Linked DNA regions of Homo sapiens: all the other regions are linked to region 1. Evidence: chromatin contacts called from ENCODE Hi-C or POLR2A ChIA-PET data. All regions are on one chromosome and are shown on one strand. The core of a region is the stretch at or near the end of the contact, and the rest is flanking DNA. Distances in the headings are between cores, read along the strand shown.

The links. A loop is a pair of places that touch in the nucleus more often than their neighbours do. ChIA-PET counts read pairs that join two places held with the same protein, here RNA polymerase II (POLR2A). Pooled maps may share reads with other maps.
Region 2: a loop to region 1 is called in a map of Caco-2, with 4 times the contacts of the local background. The contact joins two enhancer-like sites. A Hi-C loop is called at or near these places in 2 of 168 maps with a recorded cell type or tissue (Caco-2 and prostate gland), 2 of 37 single-sample maps with no recorded cell type and 5 of 50 pooled maps.
Region 3: a loop to region 1 is called in a map of HCT116, with 32 times the contacts of the local background. The contact joins two enhancer-like sites. A Hi-C loop is called at or near these places in 4 of 168 maps with a recorded cell type or tissue (HCT116, MCF 10A, dorsolateral prefrontal cortex and 1 more).
Region 4: a map of DLD1 shows a loop between it and region 1 (10-fold over the local background). The contact joins two enhancer-like sites. A Hi-C loop is called at or near these places in 1 of 168 maps with a recorded cell type or tissue (DLD1) and 2 of 50 pooled maps. POLR2A ChIA-PET finds 5 or more read pairs at or near these places in 1 of 52 experiments (T-cell).

Annotation. Positions count from the first base shown.
Region 1 is chr10:120,943,033-120,948,175 of GRCh38, forward strand. The region is part of intron 2 of LOC105378519 (a long non-coding RNA gene); the gene reads right to left. Among named protein-coding and RNA genes, the nearest start is that of WDR11, 94 kb to the left of the region's middle. RefSeq lists enhancers at 1-118, 23-92. Within about 2 kb of position 3,148, at least 8 of the 41 ENCODE cell types and tissues checked have a DNase peak (open chromatin) inside an H3K27ac peak, as active enhancers do.
Region 2 is chr10:121,435,741-121,440,883 of GRCh38, forward strand. No RefSeq gene overlaps it. Among named protein-coding and RNA genes, the nearest start is that of FGFR2, 160 kb to the right of the region's middle. Within about 2 kb of position 2,076, at least 2 of the 41 ENCODE cell types and tissues checked have a DNase peak (open chromatin) inside an H3K27ac peak, as active enhancers do.
Region 3 is chr10:121,322,945-121,328,087 of GRCh38, forward strand. It overlaps a transcript of LOC105378523 not described here. Among named protein-coding and RNA genes, the nearest start is that of LINC01153, 150 kb to the left of the region's middle. Within about 2 kb of position 3,092, at least 2 of the 41 ENCODE cell types and tissues checked have a DNase peak (open chromatin) inside an H3K27ac peak, as active enhancers do.
Region 4 is chr10:121,260,540-121,265,682 of GRCh38, forward strand. The region is part of intron 1 of LOC105378523 (a long non-coding RNA gene); the gene reads right to left. Among named protein-coding and RNA genes, the nearest start is that of LINC01153, 85 kb to the left of the region's middle. Within about 2 kb of position 3,113, at least 3 of the 41 ENCODE cell types and tissues checked have a DNase peak (open chromatin) inside an H3K27ac peak, as active enhancers do.

The sequences.
Region 1 (5,143 bases), core at 1,898-4,397:
CGTCCCGGCAGGCGGCTTCTCCCACTGCTGAAATGAGTTCTCTCAACTGTCGCTCAGCACTCCGAAACCATTAGCCAAAGAAGAAAGACATTTCCTCATCCCTTTGCTCTCCAATGACTAAGAAAAGTGAAGTGATGCCTTACACTGAAATGTATTTCTTAAAAGTTGGATACTTGTATCATCTTGAAAGCCCCTCTACATCCAGGAAAACTGCAGCCCAGAGAGGGGAGGAAAAGCCCGCGGCCTCCTGCTGGTGGTAAGTTCAGGAACACGCATGGGCCTTTCCGCTCCGTCCCAAGCTGAGTTTTACATTCCCTCCTAGACGAGAATTGGCGAGTGGACATGAGGGTAGCTTTCTTCCATGGTGCTGGGGGGCAGGAGGAACCCCAGGGACTCATGGATGTGGGAAGGACATGAGAGGTTTCCCAAGTAGGGCCCCTTGCATTTAGAGCCCCCTCTACATGGAGCTGGAAAAGGGAGTTCCGTTTAAATGTGTGACCCTGGAGTCCCCAAACATCTATTCAGAGACAGCAGATAAATCCCAGACTGCACCTCTCCAGCTGGTCTTCAAGCTCAGAACCCCCTCCTCGTTTCCAAGTGTGGATCCATCAGAATGAAGGGCCCACACCTCTCCCCCACCGTGGATTTCACATTTCCTGGTGCCTCTAAGTCACCAGGAGGGGGCAGAAAATTCTGCCTCCCAAGCCCCACCTCCAGGGACCCCATTCATCAGGTTTGGGTGCGGTCCTGGAATCCACGTGCTAAACAGACGCTGAGGGTGGTTTGCCCAACCAGACCTGGACAATCTCTGGCCTGGAGGTTAAGCCTGGGTGGTGAAGATGAAGAGATAGGTGGCAGGCAACACTGGGAATTCACAGTCTCCGTTCTTGGAATCATACTTCTCATCCACGGGGAAAATTCCTTGGTTCTGGTACCTTCCCTGCAACTCTCTCCAATCATCCTAACATTCTGGGGGCCCAAGATGAGAATAAAAGCGAAGTTCCCATACCATGTGTCAATTATTAAAAAGTTATCAATCCGGGGCCGGGCATAGTGGCTCATGCCTGTAATCCTAGCACTTTGGGAGGCCGAGGCGGGTGGACTGCCTGAGTTCAGGAGTTCGAGACCAGCCTGGGCAACACAGTGAAACCCCGTCTCTAGTAAAATACAAAAAAAATTAGCCGGGCATGGCGCCGTGCACGGCGCCGTGCACCTGTAATCCCTGCTACTTGGGAGGCCGAGGCAGGAGAATCGCTTGAACCCAGGAGGTGGAGGTTGCAGTGAGCCAAGGTCACGCCATTGCACTCCAGCTTGGGTGACAGAGTAAGGCTCCGTCTCAAAAAAAAAAAAGGTTACCAATCCAATCAGTTGTTAGAAGATAAAACCCATAATTTTTCTACCTTGGTAAATACATCTTCATCATCATGAAGGCAAGGTTTGAATTTAGAATTCTGAGGAGTTGACTTTCGAAAAAAGGCAGCACAGAGAGCCAGGCTGCAGCCTACCCCCTTCACGCCTCACCCCACTTGGCTTTTTAGTGCACACACGTGTGTGTGTGTGTACAGGTGTGTATACCCACTAGCCCCACATATCCACGCCCCCACCCAGTTCCAGCTGAGCCATCACCCACAGAAGAATGATGGACCCAGGGAGAGAGGCCCACACAAACCTGGAGGTTGGCTCAGGGTTCCAGGTATCCGTGACTCTAAAAGGCAGGGTACAGGATCCAGGGGAAGCCCATCCCCAGCCCCAGGGACCCCTTGCCCTAGATAGGGCATAGCCTGATGAGACAGAGCAGGCCCCACCCCTGCCCACCAGGGCTCCTTGCTGGCCAGTGGGAGGTGGAGGCCTTAGAGTTATAAGGAGCTGTCAGGTTGGTCCCACTGAAGCCACACTGGCTTTGGGCCCCTGGGAGCCTGACTGTGAGGCCTTTCTGAAACCTCAGGTAGGCCTGACAGACAGACAGGGCTGCAATCCAGGGCTGAGCGCCTGCCTGGAGATGGGGCTCCAGGAGGGACTGGGAGGGCTGCCTGGAGGCGGGGGCTGTTAAAATGCAGCTCTCTGGGCCCTGCACCAGCCCTTCTGAATCAGTGGAGCTGGACATCTATGTTTTAACAAGACCCTCCTTCCCAAGGATTCTAACACAACACTAAAGTGTGAGAAGCACAGCTTGGAAACATTTTGTTTTATTCATGCAGTCAACAGATATCCACAGAACATCCCCTCCCTTGGCACTCTCAGTTTCCTGTCCCCTGCAGCCAACAGGAAGTCAGCTCTTCCCCACAGATTCTCTCCCTCCTCAAGTTTCAATTCAATTTCACCTCCTCAGGGGCACCTTTTCCAAAATGGCTGCCATCTCCCGGCCCTCAACACCACATCCCCTCTCCTAGCTCCTTCTTGGCCTTTACCACTGGTGCAGATGAGCTTCTTGGAGTATTTATTTTACTCATTGCCATGCCTCCCCCTCTAGAATATAACCCCTTCCCCAGGGCCAGGGCCTGATACATGGGAATCATTCCTTTACTGCAGTGTTGCTGGGATATAATATGCCCATAAACCTACTGAGTATTTGATGAATGATGAATAAGGCCGCTACCACTCAGCAATTCATTCATTGCCTCTTCCCACAATGGGACAATGGGGCAGGTGCCTTTTGGATAAAGAGGGAAGGTGTAGGTGGCGGAAGCCTCCGAGCTCTGAAGACCCTGCATGGCTGTCTGCCCGCCCCTCCATGAAAGGGGCAGCTCTCCCAGGAAAGAGAGGAAGAGAGGCCAAGAGAGCTCACAAATGGGTGTCTTCTCTTGTGAGGAAGGATTCGGGGCTCAACACGCTTCCTGGGGCTGGGTCTGTACAGGTAGAAGGAAGAGGCCCAGTTGGCTCCAAGCCTGGGCCAGCCCCAGCCCTGCAGCCTGGCGGTGTGCAGGCACCCTCACTTCAGAACATGCTTGTATGCACTTGCTCTTCTGGCACGCCATGAACTGTTTCTTGGCTGCCTTGTTAGGAGATTAAGCTTTCTCTAAAAAGATGAAAAAAAAAATCTCTAGCAAAGGCCTGACTAGAGCTGACCCCCGAGGAGGCGGTGGCAATAACTGATGGGCACTACATTTGTCTAATTAATCTTCTTGTCAACAAAGTTGTTCTTTGCCGGTGCCAGCTCTGACATCATCCTGCAAGCTTGCCACACTGGTTCATATGCAGTTACAAAGGCTGCCTGTGACCCAGCACTACACTCCCTAACCACCCCCAACACGCTGCTGCCTGGAAATGGGTGGATGAGAACAGAGATGTCACACAGCTGCTGGCTTAGAAGGGGCACCGGGGAATCACAGCTTGAATGAAAGTTGGATAAAGATCTGGAAGGTTCAGGGGATCCCCAGGCTGGAAGGAGCCTGGTTTCTAAATAGGACACCGATGCCGACCATCTTTTTCAAGTTAAACTTTGGAAAGTTCCATTTGCCATGCAAACTACCCTTGCCCTGGATGGGTTGCCCCAAGAGTGACCCAGGAAAGTTTAGGTGGTAAAGTTGCAAAATCAAGTGGCTTCAGGGCCCAGGCAGAGATTTCACTTTCAGTGCCCTGGGATGAAATCTCTGGATGTCCACGAGGCTGACCTGGACTTCCCGGATTGGGAGGCCTTGTGGTCAAAAGCCGAGTCCAGTCCTGAACACCAGATCTAAATGTTCAAGAAGACTGTGCAGATTTACAGGCTAAATCAGAGTCCCTGGTAGCTGTTTCCGACCTCTGTATGGGGCTTTTAGAGTGAACTGTGGTCTCATCCAGGCGTTTCCCGACCATTGCATCCCACACAGGGCCTCCCTTCTGATTTTATCGTTAGTCTCTCTCCCTGTTGATTTCCTCCAAGTGCTCATCACTGTCCACACTCACCCTGTTTATTTCTGCTCACCGATCTGGCTTTTTAATCGAGGAGTCTGTGAATAAAATCTGGAGGAGGGGGGTCTATGAACTTGGACAGGAAAATATTTATATCATTATTTTCACTGTCTGAGATTTAACAATTTACTCAATTATGAAAATCGGCAACAAGCCACAGTGTATTAGCAGTGTCTGTGACTTTGTCTCCAACAGAAATCACAGCTGTTTTTCTATCACGTCGTAGTTGATGCAGTTATCTCAAAATATCAGCTGGGCTAATCACTATTTTGAAATGACTGTAGTTAATAGATTGGTCTGTAGATCCTGTTACATCCTCTATCAACGAAGAACATATACGAGTATAGCACCACTTAAAAATATTTTGATAACTGCATGACAGTATAATCGGTTTGTTTCATAATCCTGTGTATCTTAATTTATGCTTTTTTCAAATATTCTGGCCTCATGAGACTGGCAAGAAAGACTGTAAGCCATCTTTTCTGTTACTTTTTCTTTCTTTCTTTCTTTCTTTTTTTTTTCTATTTTTGAGACGGAGACTCTCACTCTGTCACCCAGGCTGGAGTGCAGTGGTGATCTCGGCTCACTGCAACCTCCGCCTCCCGGGTTCAAGCGATTCTCCTGCTTCAGCCTCCCGAGTTCTCTTTTCTATCCTTAGCCCCGACCTTGGGTTCTGGCACACAGTAAGTGCTCAAGACAATATTATTGACTGAATTAATGAAGGAACCACTGAACAAATGAATTAAATAAGTGAACTGAACAAATGAACATGAGCCTTAACGTGGCCGTGGGTCCACGTCCATGGACCCACGTATTCTGGAAGGTGCAGAAGTTTCCACGACCCTTTGCCACCTGAGCTTCTGTCTGTGCGACATCCACACTACCCACCAGGAGAGACGGGGGTCTTGCTACCTCCACTAAGAACAGTAGGAACAGCTCAGAGCTGACCACGGCGTCCCCACTAAACAAGACTCCACCGGCCCATTGCCTTTTTTGCTCCAGCCACACGGGCCTCCGGAGACCAGAGCTGGAGATAAGGGGATGATCCTTTTTTTTTTTTTATATTATACTTGAAGTTTTAGGGTACATGTGCACAACGTGCAGGTTTGTTACATATGTATACATGTGCCATGTTGGTGTGCTGCACCCATTAACTCATCATTTAGCATTAGGTATATCTCCTAATGCTATCCCTCCCCCCTCCCCCCACCCCACAACAGTCCCCAGTGTGTAATGTTCCCCTTCCTGTGTC
Region 2 (5,143 bases), core at 826-3,325, 490 kb after region 1:
AACTTATGTCTGGAGACAGGGAAGAAAATGTAACTTTGAAAAATAAAACAGAACTGGATTTCTTCATACAAGTCCTCCTGCCGCCCCAGTCCCCACCCCTAAGCAATTCATGGATTATGTGGCTGCTTTTCGCAATTCCATGTCTACATTCATATTTTTTCCAGTTTCTTTTCTGGGTAAATAAGAGTAGGAAAGGAGAGCAAAATGGAGCATTTCTTCAGGTGTCCAGAAGAAAAGTAGAAAAACCTGCATTTTATCTCTAATGTAATTAGGAACGCTTCAGAGCAGAAGACAAAAATATCTGGGCCTCCATTTTATTGAGAATTACGGTTATTGTGGATCCAACGTTCTGCCTAAGTCGGATAAGAATCAGGATATGTCTCTTGACAGCCATTCTATGATGGGGCACTTGGTCTACACTAAGATATTCTTTGCTACATCTGGAGAACCCAAGGCTACTACTTCCCCCAACCAAAATAAGTAAATGGCAACCCCAAAATGAAATCAGAGAAACCAACCAGCAGAGAAACTCAGATATCCAACACCTAATCAGGAGTTAACTTCGTGATCTCTAAATACAGCTCACATTTTGAGAACCTTGGTCTCCATTATGTCAAATCCAGACACGGCTGGGTGCTGTTTTGGGCCTGGCATTTCTTGGAAATTGCACCTTCCAGTTCTTGCCGTTGTTTAAACTCCCAGGTATCAATATATTTGCATGTTGTTTGAGGAAAAATGCAACAGAAACCGCCACAGGGGAATCAGATTTGGAAAGAATAAGGGCAACTCCAGAACAACACCTTTCTTTTTAAAAAACCCAAATGGCAGTGCAAACTGATGCTATCATTCCACTGGCCTCTGCTTGAGCGAATACATTAGCCTCAGCTCCTTCTAATCTGGAGAGGTCACATTACCTGCTGGAAAGCAGAGGAAACCCTAAATCACTTGACGCCAGAAAAAATAGCCAGGAAAACTCGAGTGAGCAGAGGAACCACAGATCTCCATTTAGGAAAGGGTCTCCTTAACCGGTCAGCTTCGGAAGGGCTTTAACTAGGAGATCCTCCAGCAGGAAAAACAAAGGGCTTGGTGCTTTGCTAAAACAAAAACACACAAACACAACTCCCTCACCTTTCAACATAACACCCTAACCCATTGTTAGGTTCTGGCCACTAGGATTTTTTGCCCAGAGCAGAGATCTGATTACTGTTATCTCCACTTGCATAACTACAAATGTTATCATTACTTCTCAACTGATATGGCTCTGTTTTACAAACACAATGGAAGGCTGTATGTACACTTGCCCTCTCACCAGAAGGGCTGGTTTAAAATAGATGAAAAAAAGAGAGAAGAAAGAGGGGGCTGGGAACTGAAAGGCAGGCCTGCTGAATGAGCCTTTCAGAAAGAATTATGTGATAGGTTTTGTGTGTGTGCTTTTTAAAAACGCTGCTGCCAAAGCTCAGAATTGAAAAGTATGCAGTGGGCATTGTTTCAGAAACACAATGATTTATTTTGCTGGTTCATTTTCAAACAAGGGCTTTCTCCTTATTCCCTGAAATGTGTTTTGGGCCCAAATCTTCAAAATGTGAGGAACAGAAGTTATGCAGAGAGCCGGGTCCGATTCAAGATAAACAAGCATTATATTATAAATATGACAGTGGCATATCCCTGGCCTCCAAAGAGCCTCGTCTGTTTGCCCAGACTGCAGGCATTTTCTCCATCCAAAAAAAAAAAAAAAACCCCAAAAAAACCCAAAAAACAAAACAAAAAAAAACCTCACAGGGGTAGAAGCAGGGTTCCTCTGGTCAGCCTTCCTGGCTGCAGGGCCGGAGAGAGGCCTGGTCATTGAGCCCCTCAAAGCCAGAGCTTGTATACACAGGCTGGGTCAAAATCAGGAGTACAAGACATGTGGCTTCTTTGTTTTCCTGGTCCCATCCCACAAAGCTGAAGCCTCATCCCCGTTAATTCCCACTCTGTTTCCTCCAAGATTGCATGGAAGTTCCTGGAGGCTCACTCGGGCCTGGCTGTGGGAGGTAGGCCAGAGAAGGGGAAGGATCTGATCCTCAAGGGGGCCATCTGTCCACACAGCAGCTACTAGCAGGACTCTCCTGCCTCTGGCCCTCTGCCCACGCCACTCTTAGCCATACTGGACTGCAGAGTTTGCACCGTGAAGTGGGCAAAGCTTTGCTGCAGGCCCTCTCAGGTTGGGCCCCTTCTAGAACCCTTACTTGATTTTTTTAACAATATATTTTTTTAATTATAACTAATTCACATGCCATAAAATTCACCCTTTTAAAGTGGACAATTCGGTGTTTTGTAGTATATTTGCAGACGTGTCCAATGATCACACAAATTCCAGAACATTTCATCACCCCCAAAAGAGACACTGCCTGTATCTCATCTGAAATTTATCATTTCTAATTTTGTTTTCTAAAGAGGGTCTCAAATTGTTTAAACCTTAAGTCATCTAACAATTAAATTCACCTCTGGATTCAGAGACCTCCTGTAAAGCAGCCTCAGGTCAGCCTCCCTAAGATCACTGGACAGATCATTCTACTCCAGAACCAGAGACCCCGGGCGATGGGAGGCGTGGATGCCCTGGATCGCAGATCCCCGCCACCTGCCTGGGGTTTCTGGTTTTACCACCATTTCCCCAGGTCCTGGGCAGGATGCACAGTCCCCTCTGGAGGACCCAGCTAAACCCAACCTCTCTTGCTTCTCTGGGGCATCTCCCCAGTCCTGAGAGCATGGGGACCCCATAACCTAACTCTTCATCTAGTTCTCCTTTTAAGCCCAAACCACAAGAATTTGACTCTCTCATTCTCTGAATTGTGTCATCCCTTATCTGAGGCTGGGAGGAGAAAGAAGTAGCTGCCTCATCAAAGGTCACAAAATAACTGAAAGTAATGCTTGGAAGTTGCTGAGAACAGCCATGGACATCAGGCTTAAGTGGTACAGGGTTCACCTGCAGCAGAAAGGAGAAAGCAAAGGTACAACACCCAGCCGCTCCCCAGCTTTTGGTCCCCTAAGGCCATCGGATCTGCTCTGTAGCTGAGGTAGGTGATGGGGCTGCGTACAGCCTGCTTCATGCTGCAGTTGAAGAAAAGGACCCACTCTTCCCCTGTGGGGGGGATCACAAAATAACTGAAAGTAATGGTTACCAAAACCCCTCCAGGGCCAATTTATCCAATTACTCTCCTGATACACATGGCATAATACAGCTCCAGACTTGCAGCAATTGAAATGTCACTGCCTGGAGGCTGCTCCAAGCAGAGCCAAGGGTGATGCCAAGTGGCCTTGTAGCAGGAACCCTCCCTGAGATTCATACCCCTTCCTCAAAAAAGGAGGTGGCTTTATGAGCCATCTAAAAAAATTTTTTTTAAATAAAAAAAAAGGACCCAGGGCTCCTTTCCCCTTGACACTGCCACCTGAAGAAACAGTGGGGCTGGGAGCCATGGTTGCAAAGATGAAGCTCTGCTCAAAGAATCAGGGCCCAGGGGGTCCTGGTCTACCATAAAATCATTAATTTGGGGTTATATATTCACTTTCACACTCTGAACCTCCATTTACCACCTGCAACATGCCAAGCTACTTTGGTTGTAGTTCTCTAGTACTCCCTGGTGAGATCTCATCTCCCTTCAGGGATCACTTGATTTGTGTTTTTACTTGATTTCACTTAATTGAAAAGACTGAGAAATGGATGGAACACAAAGAAAGCCCAAAATTCCCCTTGGGTGGCCCAGGGCAAACATCTGAGGTCATTTGCTGCCCTGGAAGAAGACTGTCTGAATGATGGAGCCAGGCCAGGTGGAGGAGCCCCAGGTCAGCTTTCTATCCTGGGAAAGAGGAAAGGAAGCCAGCACTTTCCAGTCACTTCTACATCAGTAAATGGCAGGCCTGAGGTTGGAGCCATCACCAAGGGTCCAAATAGTGGTGGTGAGGGTAATGGTGACAATGATAATGGCAGCAGCTCCCCTGTGTTCCCTTGCCAAGCACTGTGCAGTGCAGTTCACATTCAGGACTTTGTTTACTTCTCACCACCATTTTATGATGCAGGTACTGATATTATCCCTGTTTTGCAGATGAGGAGAAAGCACATTAAAGAGGTGAGAACATTTGACCAGGGTCATACAACTAGGTATTGAGAGAGAAGCACTTTCACTCCGTCCACCTGCCTCTGGACTCTTGCTCTTAACCACTGCTCTACGCTTCCTCATCTGGGAAAGGCCAAGAACAGGCCATCCTCTGGTTCCAGTGCAGAGATGGCCTTCCCAGCCTGGACCAAGCAATGAAGTGGGTTTAGGCTTCCCTCATGTTAGGATTGAACTTTTATTGCTTTATTTTCTATGGGAAATGGATATCTGACCTCAAAAGTAACTATTAATATCTCAATTATCTAGGGGAGAAAATGCAACCCTACCTCACACCACATGGCCAAATAAATTCCATCTGTATCAAAGATTAAATGATACATTGAAATCATAAAAATACAAGAAAAATAGTATTATAATATTGGAATGGGGAAGACTGTTATAAGTAATCACTTAACTTAAAAGTCTTAGAAAGAAAAACTGGAGCACTTGAACACATTATTTTTTTTTCCTGGGAAGGAAAACAATGCTATTAATAAAGCTAACGGGTAAATGATAAACATATCACAAACAGACATCAGTTGCTTTATAAGTATCTCCTACAAAACAAAGGCCAACAGAAAATATAGGCGAAGGCTATGAAAAGCTCATAGCAAAGAAATTATGACAGTCTTTTAAAATATATTAAAAGGTGTACACCATTGCTCATAATAAGAAAGTTCCAAATTAAAACTCCCCATCTGGTTGCCAAAAACCTACAAGGATCTGCAAGAGTGTGGGGAAACACATTCTCAACCAGTGGATGGAGGTCATGCACATCCACTCAGCCTCCAGGGACAGCAATTAGGCAATCAGTATTTGATCATGCAATTCTACTTTTAGGAATTCAGACTACAAATATGTGCAGATATGTAGGGAGTGGTTATATACAAGAATATGTATTGTATCATTGGTTTTAATAGTGAAAGTTTAGTGGTAACCCAAGTCATAGAATAGAGTATAAAACTGGTTAGGGCCAGGCGCGGTGGCTCACACCTGTAATCCCAGCACATTGA
Region 3 (5,143 bases), core at 1,842-4,341, 380 kb after region 1:
CCCTTCACTGCCAGGGTGATGTCACACCCACTCTGAGGGATCTAATTGCATATCTACAGAGGGAGGAGGAGGTGACTCTTCTTCTGCAGTCTACAGTGGTCCATCACCATCAAAGCACCTAAGCCACACTACTGATGTTCAGAATCTTACAAGTGCTTTGTTGAAACAGCTCCTTCAGCTCTTCGTTTGCAGCTTTCTCTCTCACCAGGGCTCAGACCTCATGGTCCATGGAGGCAGGCTGGGAAGGAGGGGGTGGGTCACTACCATCTCCAACCTTCCTCCCAAAGACACACGTAGAGAAACCTTCACACCAAACTCCGATTCCACCACTTTCTCCAATGGGGATAAATATTAAGACATTATATTTAGCCATGGGATATTAAGTCATGACACAGTTGTAAACCCAAACAAACCCCAAATCTTGGTTTAGACTTGGTTGAAACATCTGCTATGCTGATGACTCCTTTTGTAACTTTTCTCTCCCTGAAAAAATTCTGGATGTTTTGAGATGCCCATTTTATTCCACAAATATTTTTGAGGTCTTGTCATGAAGGCAGGATGGCATCCGATGAATTATTTATATATTGATTCTTCCATAACAGCTTAGTCATGATAGTACCATGTTTTGTAATTTCAAAGCTGTGATGGTTATTAGGGCTGTTCACAAGAACCCTGAGTCACCTCCTTCCAGGTACATGGTGAGATTGTTTTTTCATGGTCTCTTGAAGTTAGGCATAGCCTTGTGGCTTGGTTTGACCAATGAAAAGTGTGCAGTCTGATGACTGTCCCTTCCAGAAAGATATAATCATGAGTGTAAGATACTGCAGCACTCACTTTTCTCTGCTATAAAGATTGTTGAATAACATGAAAGACAAAGCCTCCAACAGCCTGGGTTTCTGAATATCTGTAAGGAGCAGAATCATCTGTGACCCTCATAGGACATGTAGCCTGAATGAGAAATCTTAGATATTTTAAGTCACTAAAATGTGGTGGATGTTTGTTAACATGCATAACCTTATCCCTCCTGACTAACACAAAGGGAGAAGCATGCTAGAAATGTCTTTAGGATTGAAAATTCAGGGCCATTGCCTTGCACAATTTCAGGTGGCACCATTCATGCTGTATCCTATGAATTGCATGCATGAAAACACAACCATTCATTCTGTGTTCTATGTCCCTGGAATTGGGCAGTACTTTGAAACTAAATAAATATATATATTTCCTGAGTTTTCTGTCAAGTTTAACTCATGAATGGGGGCATTCCCCAGTTTTGTGCCTGGGGAAGAAATATTCTATTTTAACATACATGTAACTTTTAGATCTTTCTTTGCAGTGTCATCTCAGTACCACGATTTACTGTAAGGCAGTAGTTCTCAACCAGAGGCTAGAGATGGGAGAATCTTGCCCCCCAGGAGATATTTGGAAACGTCTTGGGGCACTTTTGTCCCATCTGAAGGCAGGGGGCACTAATGGTATGTAGCACATAGAGGTCAGTGATGCAGTGAACAGCAGCCCCCACTTCCCAGGTAGACATTTCTCCTTTGTACTGGCCAAATGCCCTCCTTCATTGAGAACAGAAAGGAGAAAATGTTTTGATGGTCTAAAGCGGAAGTCCCCAACCTTTTTGGCCCCAGTGACTGGTTTCATGGAAGACTATTTTTCCACAGATCAGGAGGGTGGGGAGATGGTTTCAGGATGAAACTGTTCCACCTTAGATCAACAGGTATTAAATTCTCATAAGGAGTGTGCAACCTAGATCCCTCCCATGCACAGTTCACAGTAGGGCTCGCGCTCCTATGAGAATTTAATGCTGCCACTGATCTGATAGGAGGCGGAGCTCAGGTGGTAATGCTCACCTACCTGCCATTCACCTCCTGCTGTGCCGCCCAGTTCCTCACAGACCACGGACCAGTACTGGTCTGTGACTCAGGGGTGGGGGACCCCTGGTCTAAAGCTCAAGGAGGTGGAACATAACATTCCACTCCAGTGTGCACCTTACCCGGTGGCTTCCTTCTCAGGAGCACAGTATGTAAGCAGGGAAAGGAGTAACCTGCTTTGCAGCAGAGAGGCCTGGCAAACACTCCTCAGCAGGCAGTTAATGTCAACATCAACAGCCATGAGTCATGTTGATAGAATGTACCCTAGACACGGTATGATGAGAATAGCACCTTACCTCCCCCAAACCCATAACCCTACCCTGAGCATGAAAAAAAAAATCAGAAAAAAAAAATTCCAATTGAGGGACATTTTATGACATACTTGACCAGTATTTCAGATCAAAATGAGGAAAGTCATTGAAAACAAGGGAAGTCTGAGAAACTGTCACTATCAAGGGGAACCTTAGGAGACATGACAGCTAAACATGATATGAGATCCTGGGTGGGATCCTCGATAGGATCCTGAAACCAAAAAACGAGATTAGATGAAAGCTACGGAAATCAGAATAGCACATGCACTTAATAATAACAATATACTAATACTAATTCATTTGTTATGACAAATGTACCACACTAATAAAACATGTCGGCTAGGCATGGTGGCTCATGCCTGTAATTCCAGCACTTTGGGAGGCTGAGGCAGGCAGATCACTTGAGTTCAGGAGTTTGAGACCAGCCCGGCCAACATGGTGAAACCCCATCTCTACTAAAAATACAAAAACTAGCTGGGCATGGTGACACATGTGTGTAATCCCAGCTACTCTGGAGGCTGAGGCAGAAGAATTGCTTGATACCGGGAGGCAGATATTGCAGTGAGCTGAGGTCATGCCACTGCACTCCAGCCTGGGTGACAGAGCAAGACTCTACCAAAAAAAAAAAGTCAATAATGGGGAAACTAGGTGTGAGGTATACAGGAACTCTATTATCTTTGCAATTTTTTTGTAAATCTAAAATCATTCTAAAATGAAACATATTTTAACGATGATATGAGGGATATAGGAGAACTATAAAGAATCTTCCAGCAGTTACAAAGGTCAAAAGGGAAATTGCTCATAAAGAGACATTACAGAAGTATACAATGAGTTGGAGAAATGATCAACTCATCAGGTTTGACTCTCAGGAGTCCTGAGGACAAAAGAATAACCTTGTGTTTGAACAATAAATTTTTGAACACATATTACAGGTAACATGCTGAGAAATGACTCATATGTGAGTCACAGTAAGATTGTAATCTACTCGCAAACTTACATGATATGATTGAACAAGACTGAATAGTGTCTGATAAAACAATGTGAGCAGTGGTTTCCAAACTGTGTTCTGTTGAACCTGTGACCCACCGAAGTCTGGTCTAGGTCTGCTTAAACATATTTTAACTATTTTTACTACTGTAATAAAAAGTAGCACCATCTCACAACTGTCTCCTGTAACCTAACACACAGGAGATCGATAACACACACATTTATATTTGGTTCTAAGAACTAAGCTTCTCCTGCCATCCCTGAATGCAGGTTGGAATTTATAAAGGGGCATTAAGCAGGAGGGATGACACCTCATGCTCATCTTTTTACAAACACCCACCTCTGTGTGTGCTCTTTAGATATAGTTGTGCAAATGAAGATTCCACACAACGTTGGACAAATTGCCTTCTCTCACACCAGCTACATCAGTGATGAAAACTGGAAAAAGAAATTAAAGTTGGCCAGGCACGGTGGCTCACGTCTGTAATCCCAGCATTTTGAGAGGCCAAGGAGGGCGGATCACGAGGTCAGGATTTTGAGACCAGCCTGACCAACATGGTGAAACCCTGTCTCTACTAAAAAAAATACAAAAGTTAGCCAGGTGTGGTGGCACATCCTGTAATCCCAGCTACTCAGGAGGCTGAGGCAGGTGTATCACTTGAACCTGGGAGGTGGAGGTTGCAGTGAGCCAAGATCATGCCACTGCACTCCAGGTTGGGCAACAGAACAAGACTCTGTCTCAACAAAAAGAAAAAAAGAAATTAGAATTGTTGGGAGAATTAACCTAATGGACACAAAGTCCTTAACATGCTGCCTGGCCCATAGTGATGCCCAATAAATGTTAGTTTGCTCTTTTAATTTCATTACGCCATTTTTAGCCTGTTCTACTTGCCAACCTTGCAAGAGGTAAGAGGTCTCATGTTTCAAAAGCAAATCATGCTTATTCACATTTCCATACTCATACCTCCCTCTACGTGGAGCACCCTTCTTTCAAGATCCTTACAGATGAGGTCATCTCCTTCCACAAACCTGTCCTTTCCAACACCCCTAGACAGGGGCAGTCTCTCTCCGCCCATGTCCCTACAGTGCTGGGACCACACTTCTCATATAGTCCTCATTAAACCATAAGTAGTTGTCCGTATTTTTTTTCACTAATATATTGGGGTAAAATTGATATAAAATAAAACCACTTAAAATGTACAATTTAGGGTGGGCGCGGTGGCTCACATCTGTAATCCTAGCACTTTGGGAGGCCGAGGCCGGCAGATGACGACGTCAGGAGATCAAGACCATCTCTGGCTGACATGGTGAAACCCCAACTCTATTAAAAATACAAAAAATTAGCCGGATGTGGTGGCACGTGCCTGTAGTCCCAGCTACTCAGGAGGCTGAGACAGGACAATCGCTTGAATCCAGGAAGCAGAGATTGCAGTGAGCTGAGATCACGCTACTGCATTCCAGCCTGGGTGACAGAGTGAGACTCCATCTCAAAAAAAAAAAAAAAGTACAATTTAATGGCATTAAGTACATTCACAATGTTGTGCATGTATTACCGTTAATTCTAAGAATTTTCATCACTTCGAAAGGAAATTCCGTAGCCATTAAGCAGCCACTCCCCATTCCCACCTGCCCCCAGTTCTGGCAACCACAAATCTTTCTGTCTCTATGGATGTACCAATTTTTGATATTTCATGTAAATTGAATCATTCAATATGTAACCCTTAGTGTCTGGCTTCTTTCACCTAACATAGTATTTTCAAGGTTCATCCATGTCGTAGCATGTATCAGCACTTTGTTCCTTTTTATGGCTGAATACTATTCCATTGTATGGCTATGCCACATTTTTATTCATTTGTTGATAGACATTTGAGATGTCCACATCTTTTGGCTATTGTAAATAGGTCTGCTGTAAACATTCATGTATTTCTTTAATGGCTGTTTTCAGTTCTTTAGGGTATATACTTAGGA
Region 4 (5,143 bases), core at 1,863-4,362, 320 kb after region 1:
TAAAGGAAGTTCTAGATTGCTTGTGAAAGTATTAGAAATATGTCACGTCATTCCCATGACCACAGCCACCATATGATCACATGCTAACCACATCAATCCTCAGTTCTTAACTAAATGAACACTTTTCACCACAAGATTTGCCTTTCAAAACTATTCTACATATATACCTTCCCTTGTAAAACAATTACCTATTGCCTGCAACTTTTTATACTTCTCTTGCAACACTCCCTAATTTTTTAAAATTACTGACTCCTGTTTTAAGCTACTCATCATACTACCCATTACAGTTTTTAATAATGAGAGTAAGATATGGTTCATTAGTGTTGTTAACACCTGTTATGTTTTAGAAGTGTTAACTACCGTGTCTCTTCTAATTATCTTGAACTAGTAAATTATTACATCCTAGAAAATGGCCGATTTTTTCCGGGATTAAGCTGAAACATTTGAATTCAGATGTTTTGTGCATCTGTACCCATGGGCCAAGCATAACCTCAGGCTGTGCTTAGTGAGCTTGGAAATTAACCATCTTTTCCCAATTCTTGGATTATTTTTATATATTTTACAGGCAAGCAAAATCTCAAGTGGAGCAATTTACCACAATTTTATAGTGGCACAATTTACAACAATTTTGTAGTTGTAAATTGCTCCACTTGATAAAGATAGTTATTTTAATAATCATAGTTTAAGAATACAAGTTTTTGAGATTGTCTTGTGAGTTACTTTCTGTCTATTCATAGATAAATTAATGTTGTGGTAAGCAGATGATCTAGACTATAAGACAGAAACTAATGGATTTAAGTGACATGAAAAGGAAACTATTGTTATCAATACTGTTTTACAAATGAGGAAATGAGGCACTGAGGTTCTTAATGACAGACACAGAGCCAGGGAATTGCAGTCAAGATTTGAGTCAAGGCAATCTGACCCCACAGTTCACACTCTAAGCCAATATGCTTTACTGGGCAAAGAAACGTAAAAGAATTGCAAATTATCATAAGGGATACAAAGGGAAAATAGGATAAGTAGGGTTAGGATGTAATAGTTACTATTACTATTGTTGTCTCTTGGACGCTTGGGTGGGGAATCTACTCTAGAAGGGGTATTTCAGGGAAGGCACTTGTGTCCTGAAAGATGGGATGCATGCAGCTGTGGGAAGAGCAAGTGCATTCCAAGTAGAGAGGCAGTACATGCAAAGGCCCTGAGACCAGTGTGATTGCAGCACCAAAGGCATCAGGTGGCACAAGATGTGGCTGAAGAGCTAGGTCAAGGCCAGGTCATGTGTGTGGCCTTAAAGATCTTGCTATGGAGAGCATCTCATGCATACCCCAAATGTCTCATGCGTGGTGCCTGACACATAGTAGGTGCTCAGTAAAAGATTAGTGAATCCTCAAGCTGAATTACAATTAAGCTTGTTTAAAGGCTGAGTCATTATTGGTAAGGGGCGGCGATTAGACAAGAGGACCAGGTCTATATAAAACCAGACAGCCAGTTGGCTTTGATTAGCCCATGCATCTGCAAGGAGCCATCTCATGTGAACCAGGATCAACACTGACAGCCAGTCGCATTCTCAACATCTGGTTTACTTCCAGCTCAAAATGGGAACTTTCCATTGCCTCTGGTCACTTGAATCCTCTAGTCCCCAAAGGAACTCAACTAACCAGGCATGCTAATTGGATCGAGTCAGGAACCAAGGTTTCAATTAGATCAGGGCGCTCCTCTTCATGACAGCCCGAAACAGGCATTCCCATGGGGTGAATTTAGTCTTAGGCCAGGCATCCAGGGGAAAACAAGTCCTTAATTTGCCAAAGCCAGTCCAGGATCCAGTTGGATTTTCATTCAGACACATGCCTGGATTGCCATACTGAACACTCCCTGGCCTAATGGACATAATTCATGGTCTGCACCCCTCCCAGGCAGTGCAGAAACAAAACAACGTTGTCCTCACCTGGCTGTCTGGGCCCTTCAAATATTTCTCTGCTGACAATAATCACAAGTCAGCCTTTGACCAGGCCACACTTCACATCCTTGACCTAGAACTTGCACACTACTCTTGCTCCTGAAACCTTCAATCATAGTTTTGTGACTCTCTTTTGGGTCCTTTTCACCCCCTGGGCTACCTCAAAATGCCTGAAACATTCCAGATCTGGGCAAACAGCGGTTTAGGTCTCCCGAGGTGGGCATCATGTGACCACAACACAGAAGGCTCCTGATTCTTTCTGACCACACACCCCCCATCACCTCCTGTGAACATTTCACTGTAACATGTCGATGGCAACTTTGGGGTTCCCCACACAGCTCCATGAGAGGCACTCGACCCATTCTTATGGTATGCTATTCCCTCCTGGTTACCGGAACAGAAGGAGTGGGGAGTTTAAAGGCCACTGTCTTGATTTATGAGACTTGTCTCTGAGTCTGATCGTTAACTGCTGTAGTACTTAGATAGTAAAACCAAGCTTAAATAAACGATCACAGAGCATGTGGAAGGTCTTCACACACACCCTCCCCTGGTGCTCCCAGAGGGGTTGTTGAAAGCTTAAAGAGAGCCCAGGCCCACTCAAGGTGCTGGGTGGGAAGGTCTGCAGGATGACAGCAGGCCAGCTCCCTAGGGTAGAACACATCCTTGACACGGGTTTGTTTTGAACACGGACCTTGAACATGGCCTAGCCTCAGGAAAGTAGCTTCAGAACGTCTTCTGAGCCATTCAATCTATTTAAATGCCTTCTGGTGCCGCTATACTGTTCTTCATTTTTGTCTCAGCAACTCGGTTGCTCCTAGATTCTCTTTCAGCCCCAGCCTTCCTCCATTGCCTCATATTTTACTCACAGGACTGAGCTGTTGAAAGATTTGTGGAGCAATATCTATATGTTATTTTAAAAGCAGTTTAGGTGGAACAAAAATCCTCGTTTGAGCCTTTGTTGTTCTCAGGAATTAGGTAAATTGAGCTCAGAAACAGATTTCAGCACCAAAAAAGATTGTTTAGAACATCTTTTAAAATCCAATTCTGACAGAGACAATTTATTGCTTTGGTTAAGCAAGCACAGTCTTGTTGACCCTGCTGCAGTCTTACCTTCTATCAAGAAAGGGCAAAGAAAGCTCCGTGGACCTGGCAGTCTTTTTTATTGATTCCATAATTGATGTCAGAATTGCATTCGTCACCGAGTACATTAACTCTTTTTAAAAAGCAGCTCCCTGGTTTCTTCGTGTTATGACAATGTTGCCCTCTTTACTGCGATGAAGGAACATTCCTGGTTCCTGAAAAGTCCTTCATGACTTAATAGTGTTAAAAACACACCCTACTGAGTCTTTAATTATATCAAGCTACTGTAGTGTTGAAATCAGCTAAATTGCAACTCTTGCAGGAGTGACCCAGGCGACAAGAGGGGTGAGCTGCAAACATCTGGACAGCTTTCCCAGCAACTTATGATGGTTAGAGGTTTATTAATAAAACACAGCTGAATGGAAAGGGGGTCCTGCCTTTTGTATTTATTTTGTGTCCTACATGTACACCACCACCTGATCTCTTCTCAGCATGATTACAGAAGGGTTTATTTTTTTCTTGGTAAACCTTAAATTTGCACAAGAAATTCATTTGGCCTTCTTTAAAGATTCACCTACACAGGGCTTTAACCTGCTAATAAGCCCCATGCTGGTACAATTAGTCACCAATTCTAAGACTCTTTTCTAAAATAAATGTGAGAAGACAATTCCTAATTCAGGTTTCCCTCCTTGGTGTGTTTTGATAATTGACAGCAGTACAAAAATAGAAACATGAACTCATTACAAATATATTTAAAAGAAAAAATTATGTTGAGCTCATGAATATGAAAATACAATAAGTAGGCAGAGGAGAGTTTTCACATGAAATAAGATCAAGCATGGGAAGGTGCAGTATATACTGCTTGGAATATAATACATCCAACAAACACGGAATATATGAATCAAAGAAGTTATAAAGCACAGGCTTTTGGGATTTAAAAGAAAATCAAAGACAGCTGGGCACAGTGGCTCACTCCTATAATCCAAGCACTTTGGGAGGCCAAGGCGGGCAGATCACGAGGTCAGGAGATTGAGACCATCCTGGCTAACATGGTGAAACCACATCTCTACTAAAAATACAAAAAATTAGCCGGGCATGGTGGTGGATGCCTGTAGTCCCAGCTACTTGGGAGGCTGAGGCAGGAGAATAGCGTGAACCCGGGAGACGGAGCTTGCAGTGAGCCGAGATCGCGCCACTGTACTCCAGCCTGGGTGACAGAGGGAGACTCTGTCTCAAAAAAATAAAAAATAAAAATAAAAATAAAGAAAAGAAAAGAAAAAATAAAAGAAAATCAAAGATTATAAATATAGTAATATTTGGGAGTTTATTTTTTTCTCTAAATCCTGTCAGAGAGAAAGCAGTTCTCATTTACTTAAATACACTTCAAGCTGAATCACTCATGAAATGTCATTTTATTTAAAATATGTCAATGATACTTGAATAAACACATCCACAACCACTAAATTCATCAAATGAAAACAATGGACTGGGAAAGTTCATTTCTATCACAGGAAAATTTCAAGCAGTTATGAAGCCCAGATATTTCAATGATCTTGGGATGATTGTAGTTAAATTTCTTTGTGTGGCTGCGCCTAAACCCAGACGGGAGAAACAAGTGCAAACTGGCTGAGTTCATTGCTGTCCATATAAGGTGTATTCCAAACACGTCTTTCTATGCCAGCACATTGGCAGAACATTAAATCTTTGTATGCAAAACAAAGAAGGCCATTAAAGTAATTAATTATATATAGATTATGTAATTTTTTAAAATCCCATTTGCCCCAATTATTGGCTCAATTGAGAAAATTTAGGTGGGATTGTTGGGAAAATTATTTCTATATTTTATCCCCTTTGTACCCTGAAGACTGTTTGCAAGGACTTGAAGAGCTGAGAACACACAGGCCCCAGGAATGCCCATGCCTCTCTTATCTTGAATTTATTTTCTTAAGTGCTCTAACAAGAGTAGCAAGTGTGAACATCTGTCTCAACATGTAGTCGCAGACTTTATTTTCACTAGGAAATGTTTGCCTTCCAAATACTAATGGGTTGAATACGTTTTTATTTATTTTCTGTCGGCCCATCACATTGCACCACAAGGAGACAGAA